Regions from separate parts of the Homo sapiens genome. Here region 2 is linked to region 1. Evidence: chromatin loops called from intact Hi-C (ENCODE). Cell type or tissue: sigmoid colon. All regions are shown on one strand. Links, peaks and the distances in the headings refer to the core of each region. The heading gives the core; the rest is flanking DNA.

Region 1 (9,322 bases), core at 740-8,739:
AGTCCCAGCTACTTGGGAGGCTGAGGCAGAATTGCTTGAACCCAGGAGGTGGAGGTTGCAGTGAGCCGAGATCGAGCCACTGCACTCCAGCCTAGCGACACAGCGACACTCTGTCTCAAAAACAAACAAACAAGTTTGCCACATATGTGAAGACAGCGCTTGCATATAGTGTCCCTTTTTTTTTTTTTTTTGAGACAGTCTCACTCTGTCACCCAGGCTGGAATGCAGTGGCACGATCTCAGCTCACTGCAAGCTCCACCTCCCGGGTTCACGTCATTTTCCTGCCTCAGCCTCCCAAGTAGTAGAGCTACAGGTGCCAGCCACCATGCCAGGCTATGGTTTGTTTTTTCTGTATTTTTAGTGGAGACGGGGTTTCACCATGTTAGCCAGGATGGTCTCGATCTGACCTTGTGATCCACCCACCTCAGCCTCCCAAAGTGCTGGGATTACAGGCATGAGCCACCACGTCCGGCCGCCTTTTCTTTTCCTTTCTTTCGAGACAGTCTCACTGTGTCACCTAGGCTGAAGTGCAATGGTGCGATCTCAGCTCACTGCAACTCCGCCTCCCGAATTCAAGCGATTCTCATGCCTCAGCCTCCTGAGTAGCTGACTACATACAGGCTTGTGCCACCACACCCGGCTAATTTTTGTATTTTTGGTAAAGACGAGGTTTCACTGTATTGGCCGGGCTGGTCTTGAACTCCTGACCTCAGGTGATCTGCCCACTCAGCTTCCCAAAGTGCTGGATTACAGGCACATAGCACCCTTGTTTTTAAGAATGTTCCCCCAAACCTACATCAGGGCACCATTTTTAGATAGTCATCAGAAAAAACAATGCACAGGAATTCTCACATTCTTCAGCGAGAACTCTGGCGTCTTTTTATCTTTTAACTCTGAATCATCCACAAGTTAATGCTCCACACTACTTCAATTATAGGATGAAAACAGCTTTGCTTTCCCAGTCTCCATTTTTCTTTGCTTATTTTCTTCATGTTTATCTGAGTACATGGACCCAGAACATTCACTGTATTATCATGAATAATTCAGCATCTTACAAGTCACTCTCCAAGCAGGACAGATTAAGGCAGCCCGGTGTGGACATAATCACATCTATGGCTACAAGGAACACGCAACAGAAAATCAGATTCCAACCAAGCAAAAGGCTGCTTGTTTTTTTTTTTCTTTGAAACACAGTCTCGCTCTGTCACCCAGGCTGGAGTGTGGTACGCGATTTCAGCTCACTGCAACCTCCGCCTCCCAGGTTCAAGTGATTCTCCCACCTCAGCCTCCCAAATAGCTGGGACTACAGGTGCACACCACCACACCTGGCTAATTTTTTGTATTTTTAGTAGAGATGGGGTTTCACCTTGTTGGCCAGGCTGGTCTCGAACTATTGACCTCAGGTGATCTGCCCGCCTTGGCCTCCCTAAGTGCTGGGATTATAGGCGTGAGCCACCGTGCCTGGCCTGCTTGGTTAACTTTATTCTTCCAACTTTACCAGCTGCATTCTCAGTCATTTAAAGGATATAGGAATGGAGGCCAAAACAGACCATTTGGAGGTCAGGGATGCCATGTTTTCTATTGGGGCAATTTCATGGGGCACTGTGCCTTGTGAATGACAGTGAGTGGAAGACAAAGGATTCTCCATATTATTCCAGGATGGGAGCCCATTCGACTGTAACACTGTGCACTTTGAAAGAGCTGAAACTATTCCCTAATACCGGGACTCAGCTGGCAACCCAAGGAAGCACTGTTCATCTGCCACCCAGGCTTGGTGTTAGGACAGGAGAAAGCAGGCCTGTGGGCTGGAGGCCGTCACAGGGCCGTCAATGCAGACAAAGGGATGATCTCTCGAGTCTTTGCTGAGCCACATATGGGGACCACACATCACAGTCTTCACTCCTGCAAGGTCCACAGTCCCGTGCTTCTGGAGCACCTCCTTATCCCTCCTGTTCCAAAAGCCTCTGGCGTGTTTCCATCACAATCTCCTCCATTATTTCTGGCTTTAAGATGTCTTTGATCTGAAAAAGGGAAAAGGCATTTGTTCAGAAAAGAAACCAACCATAAACAGACCACCAAGCCAATCCAAACATAAATCAAGCCGTTAACATAAACTTTCTGTATTCCTTTCATGTCTCAGAGACTAAGCGTTACAAGATATGATCTGCTAGAAGCAGCCTAATAAATCAGCAAGATGCTCTGGGATATAGTCGACAAGAACAAAGATATTATTCTGACATTCATCCAAAAGCTGGCTGAAATTTGGGAGAGGTAAGATGTAGTCCAGAGGTTGCTCTCATAAACTAGTCCCACCTGACACCTCCTGCCCCAAAATCCTTAGACTGACACTAGGCATTGAGAATATTGCAAGTTTCTTAGGGAAAGATCTACCAGACACTCATTAAGGCTGTTTCAGGCCAGTTCATACTGACGGATGTTGGGAAAGTATTGGGGAGATGTGCATATTGTCTCTGAACAAACAACAGAGCAGCTCACAGATCAGTGAAGAAGGGAGAGGCCCTGGGGAGAGTACCTGATGTGGAAGGGATGCTTCATAGCAGTACAGGATGCTGGTATCATACAGCATCATCCTCTGAGTTACCAGCGAGATGATGCAGTTCCGAAGCCGGGATATCACCTCTCGATCAGCAAGAGAGACAGGCTATAAGGAGACACAGAGAGGGGAAGGGAAATACAAACAGGACCAAAATACGTGACCAGCCACAGAAATTCACAAATAAATCATTTATGACTCAGACAGTATCACCCTGGAACTCCAAATCAACCAAACAGCTAATTCCAAGGGAGATTAAAAGGAATGGGGCAGGGTGCAGTGTCTCATGTCTGTAATCCCAGCACTTTGGGAGGCCGAGGCGGGTGGATCACAAGGTCAGGAATTCAAGACCAGCCTGACCAACATGGTGAAACCCCATCTCTACTAAAAATAGATAAATTAGCAGAGCATGGTGGGGCACACCTGTAATCCCAGCTACTCAGGAGGCTGAGGCAGGAGAATCACTTGAACCCAGGAGGTGGAGCTTGCAGTGAGCCGAGATGGCACCACTGCACTCCAGCCTGGGCGACAGAGCAAGACTCCGTCTCAAAACAAAACAAAACAAAACAAACAAACAAAAAAACAGAAAAAGAATGGCTTCTTCACTGGCTCTTCGGCTATTACCCTGCAACTTTGCCACCTCCACCAACAAACACCAAACCATTCACTGAATTCATCTCCTTAGAAGAGAAGATAATATGGGCTTCATGAACATACCGTGATGGAAAGTCAAAGTGACTCAGCCTACACCAGTAACATAGCTAAAAACAACCAACTTCACTGGCCACAAAAACACAGCAAAGACTGAGCCCCCTCCATCCCACTGAAAATGGCCACAGTGTTTGCTCACCTCCAGGTTTGCAATGAAGCCCCCTGCTTCCTCTTCTTTGTGCTCAGGTGTTGGGTAAATCCAGATGAAGCCGTTGTTACCGAGAATCACTGAGGCACCACATGGCAAATCATGAAAGTGGGTCTTCTGCCGTTTCACCAGGGAGGGGGAAACCTGGACCAAAACCCCCTGACCTAGCTAAAGAAATATATCACGAAGCTAGGTCACTGCAAGATTGGCGGGATGAATGAAAAGGAGACTACAGAATATACATCCTAAGTATATTCAAATTGGTGTCCTTCCTGTTTATAATTGCTGTCGCCTACATGCATACACATAGTACACATTTTTGCAGAGAACGCTTTGGGACTCAGAGGCTATTCATACATCCCAGCAGAAGGTGACCTTCAATACTCTTCTCTGTCATTTCCCTTTGCAGTCTTCCTTGCACTCTAAGCCAGAACTCATGTGCCAGACATTAGAGAAGCTGAAGCCAATGAGGAAGTGAGCTGGAGCCTCCTGCTGGCCCAGGAGCACTGCGTTGTTCCATGACCCTAGCTCATACCTGAACCCCAAACACTCATCTTGCCTGTGAGATGTGTGCCTCTGGGTAGGTAAGGAGATGGGTGGAGCTGGGTGCAAATCCATGTCTGGTCCTGGCAGGACAGCTCAAGTCCACGTCCTGCCAAGGAAGAGTCCGCAGGACCCAGGGTTGTGAAAGTCAGCATACTGCAGCAGTCCTCTGCCTACTCCATGTACATCAACGTGGCTGTCTGCAGCCACTCCATTAAGGGAAGAGGTTTTTGTTCCACTCAGAAAATAAAAACGTTCACCCAGATAAAGCTAAGAGACTAGTAAATCCTAATTTGTTTTAGGAAGTATGCTCTCCTTAAAATAGTAAATAGCTTCAATAATGCAACCTCGTACAAGAAAAGCAGTGAAATTCCATTTAGAGGCTCAGATGACAGAGCAAGCTTTGCCAGCAATAACATCCACTGGACTGATTGGACGTTTGTCTAAGGGCTGTTTAACCAGACCCAGCCTGCCTTTGTTCCCAGGACAGCCTCAGCCCCAGTGCTGAGCTGCAGCGCCCCCTGGAGGAAGAGAGACAGCTGCACCTCCCAGCCCACAGTTGGAGGGGCTCTTCTGGTGAAAGTCAGTCTCCTTGGAGAAAAAGGATAAAACTTGTTCTTTACAAGGCTACTGACCCATGACCCTGTGAACCCTGACCGTCCTGATGTTACGTTTAAGGAACACGATCAGTTTGTGGGATGCCAGCCTCTATTAATGCTTAGCTACTGGGGTTCTTTAGGCCAGAATTCCAGAGAGCTATGGGGATTCAAAAATAGCCTTGTAGTCTCAGTCAGCAAACAGGAACATCAAGAGCCCGACTTACTTTTCCATATTTCAGGCTCCTCGTGTGCAAAGAGACAGCTCCGTCAGAGAACACTGCCTGGACCTCAGCCTGGCCAGGGTGATGAAGGAACAAACAGCAGCCTTGGCCACACACTGTCCTGTCCTCTGCAGCCTCTCCCCTTGACCCCACACCTCCATCTTTTCCTCCCCTCTCCAATGGTCCAGGCTCAACAATCTTTGACCCAGAGCACATCACTGTGACCTTACCTCTCCCCTTGGTTGTCATGAATATCTTTTTTTTAAAAATACAGACAGAAGGCCAGGTGCGGTGGCTCACACCTGTAATCCCAGCACTTTGGGAGGCTGAGGCAGGTCGATCACCTGAGGTCAGGAGTTCTAGACCAGCCTGACCAACATGGAGAAACCCCGTCTCTACTAAAAGTACAAAATTAGTCGGGCATAGTGGCGCATGCCTGTAATCCCAGCTACTCAGGAGGCTGAGGCAGGAGAATCGCTTGAACCCGGGAGGCAGAGGTTGCAGTGAGCCGAGATCCCACCATTGCACTCCAGCCTGGGCAACAAGAGTGAAACTCCGTCTCAAAAAAATAAATAAATAAATAAATAAATAAATAAATAAATAAATAAAATAAAGACAGAGGCCAGGCATGGTGGCTCATGCCCGTAATCCCAGCACTTTGGGAGGCCGAGGTGGGCAGATCACCTGAGGTCAGGAGTTTGAGACCAGCCTGGCCAATATGGTGAAACCTGTCTCTACTAAAAATACAAAAATTAGCCAGGCATGACGCACGCCGGTAATCCTAGCTATTTGGGAGGCTAAGGCAGAATTGCTTGAATCCAAGAGGCGGACGTTGCAGTGAGCCGAGATCGCGCCACTGCACTCCAGTCTGGGCAACAGAGCAAGACTCCGTCATTAAAAAAAAAGAAAAATTTAAAAAATAACATAAAATAGAGACAGAGTCTTGTTCTGTCACCCAAGCTGGAATGCAGTGGTGTGATCATAGCTTACTGTAGCCTTGAGCTCCTGGGCTCAAGCAACCCTCTGGCCCCAGCCTCCTGAGTAGCTAGGACTACAGGCATGTGCCACCACGCCCGGCTAATTCTTTTTTAATTTTTTTGTAGAGAGGGGGGTCTTGCTATGTTGCCCAGGCTGGTCTTGAACTCTTAGGCTCAAGCAGTCCTCCCTCCTTGGCCTTCCAAAGCGCTGGGATTACAGGCATGAGTCACCACACTCGGCCTGTCATTAATATCTTGACGTGAACAACACCTTCTCCACTCCCTGCGCTAAAAGTTAACACCATTAACAAAAGCCTAGTCTAAAGCACAGGCCACCGTAAGTTACAAGACCCAAAGAAATGACTTAGCAGCAGGTCCCAACAAGAGCTGGGGAGTCAGCCTGAATTAAGGAGACTGAGAAAGGATGCAGCAGAGCCCGACACTTGGTCTAAGACTCGGATCCCTGCAAGGATGACATGGTTCTTCCGTCAGAGACATACAATGGAAGGCCCATTTCCCAGTCCCACAGAAAAGCATCAAGAGGCTGGAGTGCAAAGCGCAGGATACACTGATAAGGTCCCCTTCCTGTAAGAAACCTCTCATTGCAAGCTCATCTTCTGCAGATCTTCTCCTCTGAAATACACAAAGAAATGACATTACTTAAGCCAGATCCTCAGAAAGGTCTCCATCACTTCTCTTTCACTTCCTTTTGAGATGTTTGAGGCCAACCACAATATTCAAGCACTGAGAACTATAGCAAGAGTAGGTAACCCAAGCCACTTGAGGGGAATCAGTGATAATCACGACTTTCCATCTCAAAAGACTTTTCCACAGCTCCTCTTCCTCTTTCCCTCCCTTCTCTGAGGAACATTCAGACCCCTCCCAATCTCACCTAGCCAACATTTCCATAGTCATCTTCCATGACAGCCCTCTGTGGTCCAGCAGGACCAGACTAACTCCTGCTTGGATATATCTCTGCTCATACATTTCCCTTTATCTCAGATTCCCTGAACTAGTCATTCAAAGTCTCTCCATCCTTCCAGGATCAACTCCAATGCCTGTCTTTCCTACAAGCTTCTCTCACTGAAATTTCCTTTTGTATAACCACAGCTTATTTATTCTTCTACTGCCAGGGACTAGGTCAGTTATCTTATATCCCCTGCTGGGGAACTCAATCGTGCTTGGCACTCGGCACAGAGCTTGGCACAGTAAGCCTCTCTGTAAATACACGCTGGACTGAAGATCAAGGTGAACCATGGCATTTTACAAAAGGCTGTGGCTTAGTTACTGTGGTTGTCTGGAATGCCAGCAACCACATTCCACACATGGTTGAATGAAATGCCTTTCAATTCACAAAAACCTAATGTAAAGACAACTTTTCAAGGAACATCTTCACTATGCAAGGCTGTTATATCCAAAAAGGAAAACTGTTAACAACCAGCATCTAAGGGCTTCTCTCCCCAACTCTCTGTTGGGATCCCACCCCATGGATGTTTCTGATCCTACCATATGCCAACTGCTCCCTCTTTCGGGAGACCTGGACAGGGTGAAAAGTCTACATACACATCTAGGCAGCAAACTTCACAGCAGACAAACAGGAGTCAAAGGGGCAACCTCAGTGTAAATCAAAGTCCTCTGGTGGAACAAAGGGTCCCACGGCTCCCCCCAGCCCACTGGGCCCTAGTCCATGGCCCCAGCTGTAGCCCTTACCAGCTCTCCTCCAGGAAGGTTCATGGACGAGAGCAGCAAGACCGAATCCAGCCTGGAGTTGGTCTCCACCTTCCACCTCTTCTGTTGAACCTATAAGCCAAGTTCCACACCTGGACACATGCTCCATGTTCATGTGTCATATCATAAATAACCAGTAAGGCCAGATGTGGTGGCTCACGCCTGTAATCCCAGCACTTTGGGAGGCCGAAGCTGGTGGATCACTTGAGGTCAGGAGTTTGAGACCAGCCTGACCAATATAATGAAACCCCATCTCTACTAAAAATACAAAAATTAGCTGGGCGTGGTGGCGGGTGCCTGTAATCCCAGCTACTTGGGAGGCTGAGGCAGGAGAATCGCTTGAACCTGGGAGGTGGAGGTTGCAGTGAGCCAAGATCATGCCACTGCACTCCAGCCTGGGCGACAGAGCGAGACTCCATCTCAAAAAAAAAAAAACATGAACCAGTAATCTGAAATCGAACAAGCCACATATTTACATCAGAAGCCACACAACGGCCAAATGCAATGAATGCCTTTTTCATGTAACTACAAGTGGAATGACTGTCCCATGAATGAAATCGCCAGCCTGCCTCGACTTTGTAAACACCAATCTGATATCGACGTTACCTCTGTGATTCGTCCCACTACGATGTCTCCTACTTCACCAATGTATCTGAAAGACAAAACACAAGGGGTTCATCCATCTGTGAGCAGACTTTCTGACAAGACCACACACCATTTGAGATGTCGGTTCAACAGGGTGAAAGCCTGGAACAGGCGCCACATTCAGCAAATTCATGTAACTATATTGTCTGGACTTACTTTCAGAAACTGCTAACTTCAAACATTCCTCCACGTATAAAGTCTCCATTAACTATCCTTAGACATATCACCATTCCAAGTAGTTCATTTAGCCCAAAAACCCTATTTTGTTCGATTACACGACAATGAAAAACACGGACTATTTTCCTGTGGCACATGGATGAGTTCTGCACCAGCCAAAGGAAGAGAAAGGAAATCTGAGCCAGGACTCCAACCACACAAGTCTGCTCACGTCTCCTCCACTTACTCACTGCCTGCTCCTCTCAAGCCCCTTTGCTAGTTCCTTACCCGCGATTCTAATGAGACGTACTCAGTGCTGAGGCTAAGTCCTTAGACCTCTTCACTTTTCGGCCACTCAATCTAATACCTTTAAAACACCACTCTGTGCTGTGACTGTGCCACTCTCCTGAATTCCAAATCCTACTCAACTGCTAGCTACCCAACTCTGCCATCTAGATGACTAACAGGCATTTTCAAATGTATCAAGCACAAAACTAAGCTTTCCCGCAGCCCCCTCCAGTCCTCCATAGCAAACCGAGATAGGGGATGAGTTGTCCCCATCTCAGTCAACGGTGACTCCATCCCCTCAGTTGCTCAGGCCAAAAACCTCGGAGAGTTCCTTGATTCCTCTCTCTCTCTCACGCTCCAGGACAAGTCCAGTAGCAAAACCTGTTGGCTCTACCCTTAAAACATATGCAGGAAATAAAAGGCATCCAAATTGGAAAGGAAGAAGTAAACTTATTTCTATTCACAGTTGACGGGGTCCTATGCACAGTAAAGCCCAAAGAATACAAAACCCAACAGCTTTTCATGATTTTAAAAAAACACTCGGAAAATAAAATCTGTGTAGATTCCAATCACTCCTCCACCTTCCACTGCTCCCACCTTAGTTGAAGCCACCATCACTTCAGATCATGAGTATGGTCCCTAATCCACCTCCCTAAGCTTGCCCTATCCCCCTTCAATCTCCCATCAGCAGCCAGAGTGAGCTTAAGTCCAGATCAAGTCCCTCCTCTGCTCCACCCCTTCCAGTGCTTCCC
Region 2 (8,000 bases), core at 1-8,000, 350 kb before region 1:
CTGCTTCTCCAGGGCATCCCAGCACCCTTGGACTCAAAAGAGGCCCAGGGGAAGACTGACCCTCTGAGCCAGAGGTCCTCAAAAAGAGCAAAATCTCCCTCCCCTGGAAGCAAATCTGAGGACATGTTGGTTGTCATGTGGATGAAGAGGCCTAAAGTTCCCAGAAATTGACATTCCCAGAAACTCCCCACATGACTTTCAAATGTCCTGCGTGGTGCTGGAAGGGTAGAAAAACCCCTTTGTAAACATCTGAGCCTAGAGCTCAGCTTCATTTTACACACATACACTAGGGGTTTTGTTTTTTGTTTTGTTTTTTTTTTTTTAGAGACAAGGTCTCGCTTTGTCACCCAGGCTGGAGTGCAGTGGCACAGTCACTACAGTCTCAACCTCCTGGGCTCAAGCGATCCTCCAGTCTTAGTCTCCTGAGTAGCTGGAATTACAGGTGCAGACCACCCCACCAGACTGTTTTTTGTTATTGTTGCTGTTGTTGTTTTGAGATGGAGTCTGGCTCTGTCGCCCAGTCTGGAGTGCAGTGGCGCAATCTTGGCTCACTACAACCTCCGCCTCCTGGGTTCAAGCGATTCTCCTGCCTCAGCCTCCCAAGTAGCTGGGATTACAGGTGTGTGCCACCACGCCCAGCTAATTTTTGTATTTTTAGTAGAGGTGGGGTTTCACCATCTTGGCCAGGCTGGTCTCAAACTCCCGACTTCATGATCCACTCGCCTTGGCCTCCCAAAGTGCTGGGATTACAGGCGTGAGCTTCTGCGCCCGACCTATATTGATTTTTAAAATAGCGTGTGGGTAGAGGTTCTAATGAGGAACAGATCAGAGGCTAAGGCTGTCAATCACTGTGACCAGGGTGGGAGGTGGTGACAGACCCCCATCAATGATGTGTGATGGCTTGGCCCCCTCTTTGGGAAGACCAGACCCTCCTAGGGTGGCTTAGGTACAATACCGCCAGTGACCAGCAGGGGAGTCACTCTGCCAGGGGACTCCTGGACTGCCGGCTGTGGGCTGTGTCCAGCGGGGACAGGGGGCTTGGTGGATCCAGTGAAGGTGGAGTGAGCACACCCAGCGGGTCTGGGTGGCTTGCTGGCCGCACACCTGCCTCTGAGGCCCATCCTTCAGGCCTCTCTCCTGTCCATTCCCTGCATCTGACCTCAGCCACCATCCCCATTGCCTTCACAGGTTATATGGCCTCTGGCAACTGTCCTGACTTTTGACTAAGGTTCCTTCTTGGCAAAACAGGACAATAACCACCCGGCCGCAAGGCCCTGACAAGACTGTGACCGCCGGAGCCCAGCCCAGTTCTGAGACCTGGCAAGCACTCGGGTCTTGGGCATGTGGTTGTCTTTACTGACCGGCAGGGCTGGGGCCGGGACTGACGCGGAGGCGGAGGCTGGTCAGGTTGGCGAGGAGCCGCTGGAAGTGGAAGGGGGGCAGTGGAGGGGCCACGTCCTCGGAGGTCTCCTGCAGGCTGGCGAGAGAAGCGGTCAAAGTGAGATCCCGACATAGGGTGGGGGGGTACCATGCCTGGGGATGGGGGGTAGCCCCCCAGACTACAGGGGCATCTGAAATGTGCCCGGACCTCAGAGACCACCCCTCTCACCTCCCCATCTCTCAGGACAGAAGGGGATACTTACTGGAACCTGAGCTCTACCTCCCTGGGATGCCCGGCATCCTGGGGGCCAGACAGGCTAGAGTGCCTCAGGGACAGGGCCAAGCCTGTCCCTTCCAGCCTCAGCTGTACAGGGAGTGGGGAGTCCCCGGGGGGCACCCGGAAGGTCAGTATGAGGGGCTGCCCATAGCTGAACCGCTGGTCTCCCAGGAACTTCTCTGAAGACAAGAGAAGAAGGCTTTGACAGTCTTCATATGGTTAGCTTGATTTTAAATGTCTATGTTGATTTTATCGGCAACTAAACATTCAAAAAAGATAAAAGTGCAGTGGGTAGAAAATCAAAAGCTTCCTGCACAGCAGACCCTGCAGGGGGCCCACCCACACCTCTGCAGTCACACACGCCCCCACACTTGGCTTCATGCTCTGCTGTGACCATCTTCACATTCTTAATAATTTTATCTTTGAACTTGGGTTTTAGAAGTGACGTCCGATGGAACACGGAGTCCGAGGGTGAACGGAGGGGATACACACACGTGTGACCAGAGAGGCTGCCGTCTGCTCATGTGTAGCATTCACGATGCCCATGAGCACGAAATTCCTAGGGAACACCCAGCAGCAGGAGTTTAGCGGGACCTCCAGGTGACAGCAAGGTAAGTGAGCTGGCTGAGTGAGCAGAGGTGCTCTGGGCCCCGGGCCATGCTTTCCCTTCCAATCAGAACTTGCCCTGAACTCGGAAAGAAGGCACTAGTTTTCTGAGACACGAACCACCAAGCGCTGTGCGGTACCTTCTGACTCATGTCATTTCACTGCATCAGCCCATCATTTCTTCAGAAGTTCGTGACCCAGGAGGAAAGGACACAGGCCACCCTCCCTCCTCCTTTCCCAGTACCCTCCCTCCTCCTTTCCCAGTGGTCTTTCCCTTACCCGTGAGAAAGCCACAGAGGTGTGCCATGTTGGTGGAACATGCGTGTGTCAAGGAGTGAAATAAAAGTGGCTGGGCTTGTTGTGTGCAGTATTTCCACTGTCCTCGTAAGAACAAAATACGCAGCCTGGCATTGTGGCTCACGCCTGTAATCCCAGCACTTTTGGAGGCTGAGGCGAGTGGATCACAAGGTCAGGAGTTCAAGACCAGCCTGGCCAAGATGGTGAAACCCCATCTCTAGTAAAAATACAAAAAATTAGCCGGGCATGGTGGTGGGTGCCTGTAATCCCAGCTACTCAGGAGGCTGAGGCAGGGAATTGCTTGAACCCAGAAGGCAGAGGTTGCAGTGAGCCAAGACCACGCCAATGCACTCCAGCCTTGGCAACAGAGCAAGACTCCGTCTCAAAAAAAAAAAAAAAAAGAATGGTAAAATTCATGCTAATAACTTTATATGTTTCATGCTAATAACTTAAAATTTTCCTTTACCTAGAATGGCATCAAATAGCAAACCAAAAAACACCATGACAAATAAAGGGCAAAACTGCAGGGGAAAAAAAGTGTTTATATTTTAGTACCTTTAATAGTACTTCCCCCTATTTGGGAACTGGGGGGGTGGGATTTTAATTCTGCAGTGCATCCCTCAAATTCTGTAGCGCGCCCCGCCACAGCTTTGGTGGACAGCTCCCGAAACACTGAAAGTCCCTGTGTCCCTCTGCCCCAGAGCGTTTCCTGGCTGGGGGAATTTCTTACCTGTGCAGAAGCGGCCTGAAGCGGGGAGCCCCGGGAGCTGGTGGCCACATGCCCCGGCTGCACTCCGATTCGGCCTCCAGAATCAATCACCAGCACGAGCGCAATGCTCCCCTCCCATCCTTTGCTACTCACGTTCTACACGTGAGATGGTTTCACACACTGTTCCACAACCGGCCGCATCACAGTCCACCAACAGGCTACCCAGCCCCTCCTGGGACTGCCCCAAGCTTGCACCATTAAATACTCTTTTTTTTTTTTTCCTTTTTTTGGAGATGGAGTCTCACTCTGTCGCCCAGGCTGGAGTGTAGTGGTGCAATCCTGGCTCACTGCAACCTCCATCTCCCAGGTTCAAGCAATTCTCCTGTCTCAGCCTCCTGAGTAGCTGGGATGACAGACATGCACCACCACGTCTGGCTAACTTTTTTGTACTTTTAGTAGAGACGAGGTTTCACCATATTGGTCAGGCTGGTCTTGAACTCCTGACCTCAGAAGATCCCCCCCAACCTCAGCCTCCCAAAGTGCTGGGATTACAGGTGTGAGCCATTGCGCTCGGCCTAAATACTTATCTTCCCTCAGCTCCTGCTCTTTGCCCCACTGAGTGCTCGTAGGCAGAATACAGAAGGTGGACATGCTGGCCAGAGGGTCGATGTGTTCATTCCCTCTGATGCTGTCACCAGCCAGCCCAGACGTTTGTTTCTGTGTCCCCACCGTAAGCAACAGGCAGAAGCCTGGCTCCCCTGCCATGCCCTCACCTCCAGCTGCTCAGGGTGCCCCGGGAGCGGGCCGGCCTGAGAGCACCATGAGGACAGGCCGTCCATCCATCTCACCCCTGCAGTGTGCCCAACACCCAGCAAGCGCTTCTTTCAGGAATAAGCCCCTTTTCTTACATATGCCAGCAGAGTGGCCATGGAACAGAGTGAGTTTTTTGCTCATGGGCCTCTGAGCTTGGAGCGCCTGCCCCACGAGGGGCCCGACGCCTTTGACTTCCTGGCTGCAGGGCACACGGCTCCTCAGCCACCTGTGACATCATCTCCCCGGCCTCTCTGGCAGAGGGAGGGAGGGAAAGGGCAGAGCTGGTCGGGGGTGCTGGCAGGTCCTGAATCAGCCACAGTGGGGCTAAAGATGGGCTCTAGGCTCTGGGTTCTGGGGCTGAGACAGTCGCCAGGAGACCACAGTTCCCCTCACTGTGGGGTGGAGAGGTCAGAATGATCAAGAACCTCCTTCCTTTTGCAAGAATGCCATGGCCCTGGGCTTAGGGTGCAGTGGCCTGGCGGGTGAGGGGCTGATGGGAAACACAGATTCTCTGGGCCATGACAGTGGCTATGGCCCTGTGGCACTGAAGAAGCCCTCCATGACAAAGCTATGACCAGAAAAACGGGGGTTTCATCAGATACGGTGGTCTGATGGCAGAATAACAGCCTTCCCAAGGCATCCACATTCTAATCCCTGGAATCCATAAATATGGTGTGTTCTGTGGCAGGGGACATTAAGGTTGTTAATCAGCTGACCTGAGGTAGGAAGAGCCTCTTGGGTTATCCAGCTGGGCCCCATCAATCATTAGAGATTAATGGCAAATACACAAGAGGGAGGCAGGGGAGTTGGTGCCAGTGATGGGGCGTGAGAAAAACTCAGCTGCTTTGAAGATGGAGGAAGAGGCCATGAGCCCAGGAATGCAGGCGGCTTCTAGAGGCTGGGAAAGGCAAGGAAGGGACTTTCCCATGGGCCTCCAGAAGGAACTCAGCCCTGCTGACACCTTGATGTTAGCTCCGAGAGACCTATTTCTGACTTCTCCAGAACTCTAAGAGAATAAACTGGCATTGTTTTCAGCCTCTAATATGCGGCAAGTTGTTTAGCAGCAGGAGGAACCGACACAGGGCGGCCAGCCCCCACCTGGTGCTGGAGGTACCTGGTGCTGTGAGCTCCTCCTCGTCTTCTGGGCTCAGGAGGACCCCATTTGGGCTCCATTGTGGGGGGTGCTCAGAGCCCCCCACACTTCTGGCCCACCAGCCTTCGGCTCCTAGACAGCAAACACAGACACCCCCCGATCAGTGTGAGGCCCCGGAGGGTGGTCTCCAGGTGCCAGCCCCAGGTGGGGGCCCTGGGGTAGGAGGGAGCCCCAGGAGAAGCTAGAAAGCTCAGGGACCCGGATCTGCTTGGGGGCATGGTCAGACCTGGAAGCCTGCCCTGCCCTTTCAGTGGGGTTTTGAGCTCAGCATGAAGACAGCCTGAAGACCCCCACATGGGGGCCCTGGGACATCAGGGCCATCTCTAATAGTACCAGACTTGACCTCATCTTCAGGTTCTCAGAGAACTTTCTCACCTGTGACCTCATGAACCCTGTCCTTCCAGTGGCCCATGTCATTAACAGCACCTCAGGCAAGGAGGCCACCTGGTTAGGAAGGGGCCCAGCCACGACGGGAGCCCAGGCCTTCTGGTCCCCAGTGCCAGTTCAGTGCCTCCTCCCTCTGGCCACAGCAGTTAACACGGAGCACAGCCCAGCACACAGCGAGTGACCTTAAGGAGGTGCCTCTCCAGGGGGTAGCGGGCAATGAGGCAGAGGCCAAATACCTGGGGCAGCCAAGGGGTAAGAAGGAAGGAACGGAGTGGGGAAAGAGGTCAGAGAAAGGAAGATGTCAACATGAAGAGAAGTTTGCAGACAGGCATTTAGAAGGAACTAGAAGGCCAGGCACAGTGGCTCATGCCTGTAATCCCAGCACTCTGAGAGGCCGAGGTGGGTGGATCATCTGAGGTCAGAAGTTCGAGACCAGCCTGGCCAACATGGCGAAACCCCATCTCTGCTAAAAATACAGAAATTAGCCAGGCATGGTAGCAGCTGCCTATAATCTGAGCTACTCAGGAGGCTGAGGCAGGAGAATCGCCTGAACCCGAGAGGCGGAGGTTGCAGCGAGCTGAGATTGTGCCACTGCACTCCAGCCTGGGTGACAGAGCAAGACTCTGACTCAAAAAAAAAAAAAAAAAAAAAAAAAAATCAGCTGGGTGTGGTGGCTCACACCTATAATCCTAGCGCTCTGGGAGGCCGAGGCAGATGGATCATGAGGTCAAGAGATCAAGACCATCCTGGTCAACATGGCAAACCCCGTCTCTGCTAAAAAAATAAAATAAAAATAAATAAAAATAATAAAAATTTAAAAACTACTTGTTTTCTTTTTTTTTGAGACAGAGTCTCACCCTGTCACTCAGGCTGGAGTGCAGTGGCGCGATCTCGGCTCACTGCAACCTCTGCCTCCCAGGTTCAAGCGATTCTCCTGCCTCAGCCTCCCGAGTAGCTGGGATTACAGGAGCTGGCCACCACGCCTGGCTAATTTTTGTATTTTTAGCAGAGACGGGGTTTCGTCATGTTGGCCAGGCTGGTCTCGAACTCTTGACCTCAGGTGATCCGCTCCCCCCACCCCCACCCCGGCCTCCCAGAGTGCTGGGATTACAGGCGTGAGCCACTGCGCCCAGCCACAGTTTCCATTTCTAAGACAGCAAATATCCATACAAACCACCCACATAAACAAAAGCACTTTGGGGTTCTCAATAATTTTCAAGAGCATAAAGGGATCCAGAGGCCGGGTGCGGTGGCTCACACCTGTAATCCCAGCACTCTGGGAGGCTGAGGAGGGTGGATCAGTTGAGGTCAGGAGTTCAAGACCAGCCTGACCAACATGGTGAAACCCCCGACCTGTACTAAAAATACAAAAATAAGCTGGGCGTGGTGGTGGGTGCCTGCAGTCCCAGCTACACAGGAGGCTGAGGCAGGAAAATCACTTGAACCTGGGAGGCGGAGGTTGCAGAGAGCTGAGATCACGCCATTGCACTCCAGCCTGGGCAACACAGTGAGACTCCGTCTTAAAAAAAAAAAAAAAAAGAGGAATTCAGAGACCAAAAAGTTTTGAGAACTCCTGCGCAAGGGCAACTGTGAGACAAAATGAGATGACACCCCTGAAGGGCCGGCCACACCCAGTGCCTGGCCCAATGTGAGAACAGATCATGACACTGTTCTTAGGGTCTAGAAAATGAGTCCTGCCCAACGCTGACACCCTAGACCCCCGGACCCAGGACCCAGACACGCGGCGCCGGTCCGCGCATCTCTCGGTCCTGCTTTCTGCGCGGCTTCCAGCAGAGGGCGCGCGGCCCTCATGTCTGGGGCCGCCCCAGCGTCGGCCCTGAGGTTCTTCTGTTTCAGCTGATGCCTCGCTCCTTCCTGGGGACAGGCGGAAGGTGCGGGGCGCTCCGTGGGACATCGCTGGGGCCCACGCAGCCTCTGGTTTAATGCAGAGCTCCGAGCTCTGCTGCTTTCCTCTTTAAATATGCGGCTGTGCCACCTGGAGTCAGGGACCACGGTATAGGCCACCACAGCGGTTAAGGGCAAAACAGCTGGGCGCGGACACTCATAATCCCAGCACTTTGGGAAGCCGAGGTGGGCGGGATTGCCTGAGCTCAGGAGTTCTAGACCAGCCTGGGCAACATGGTAAGACCCCGTCTGTACAAAAAAAAAAAAAAAAAAAAAAAAAATACAAAAATTAGCTCGGCATGGTGGTGCACGCCTGTAGTCCCAGCATTTTGGGAGGCGGAGGTGGGCAGACTACTTGAGCCCAGGAGATTGAGACCAGCCTGGGTCTAAAGACATGGCAAAACCCTGTCTTTAGAAAAAAATATAAAAATTAGCCGGGCACGGTGGTGCACACCTGTGGTCCTAGCTACTCA

What was found. Peaks named below come from ENCODE experiments on the same cell type or tissue, not always from the same donor. Only the 100,000 strongest peaks of a DNase experiment are listed, where the experiment ranks them.
Region 2: it touches region 1 in a loop (11-fold over the local background); 79 of 110 quality-filtered maps call a loop at or near these places.

Annotation. Positions count from the first base shown.
Region 1 is chr9:130,696,393-130,705,714 of GRCh38, reverse strand. It overlaps EXOSC2 (exosome component 2), which reads right to left. Exons shown (of 9, transcript NM_014285.7): 3 at 8,088-8,133; 4 at 7,464-7,553; 5 at 6,321-6,386; 6 at 4,780-4,848; 7 at 3,405-3,581; 8 at 2,534-2,662; 9 at 823-2,021. The coding sequence ends at 1,941. Among named protein-coding and RNA genes, the nearest start is that of EXOSC2, 7.3 kb to the right of the region's middle. RefSeq lists an enhancer at 6,383-6,492. In sigmoid colon, for the core only: a CTCF peak has its summit at 4,487 (motif pointing left); a DNase peak (open chromatin) is centred at 4,454; H3K27ac peaks cover 311 bases.
Region 2 is chr9:131,046,327-131,054,326 of GRCh38, reverse strand. LAMC3 (laminin subunit gamma 3) reads right to left here. Exons shown (of 28, transcript NM_006059.4): 9 at 5,197-5,307; 10 at 1,644-1,836; 11 at 1,362-1,477. Among named protein-coding and RNA genes, the nearest start is that of LAMC3, 41 kb to the right of the region's middle. RefSeq lists enhancers at 1,457-2,656, 3,767-4,267. In sigmoid colon, for the core only: CTCF peaks have their summits at 948 and 7,410 (motif pointing right); a DNase peak (open chromatin) is centred at 7,436.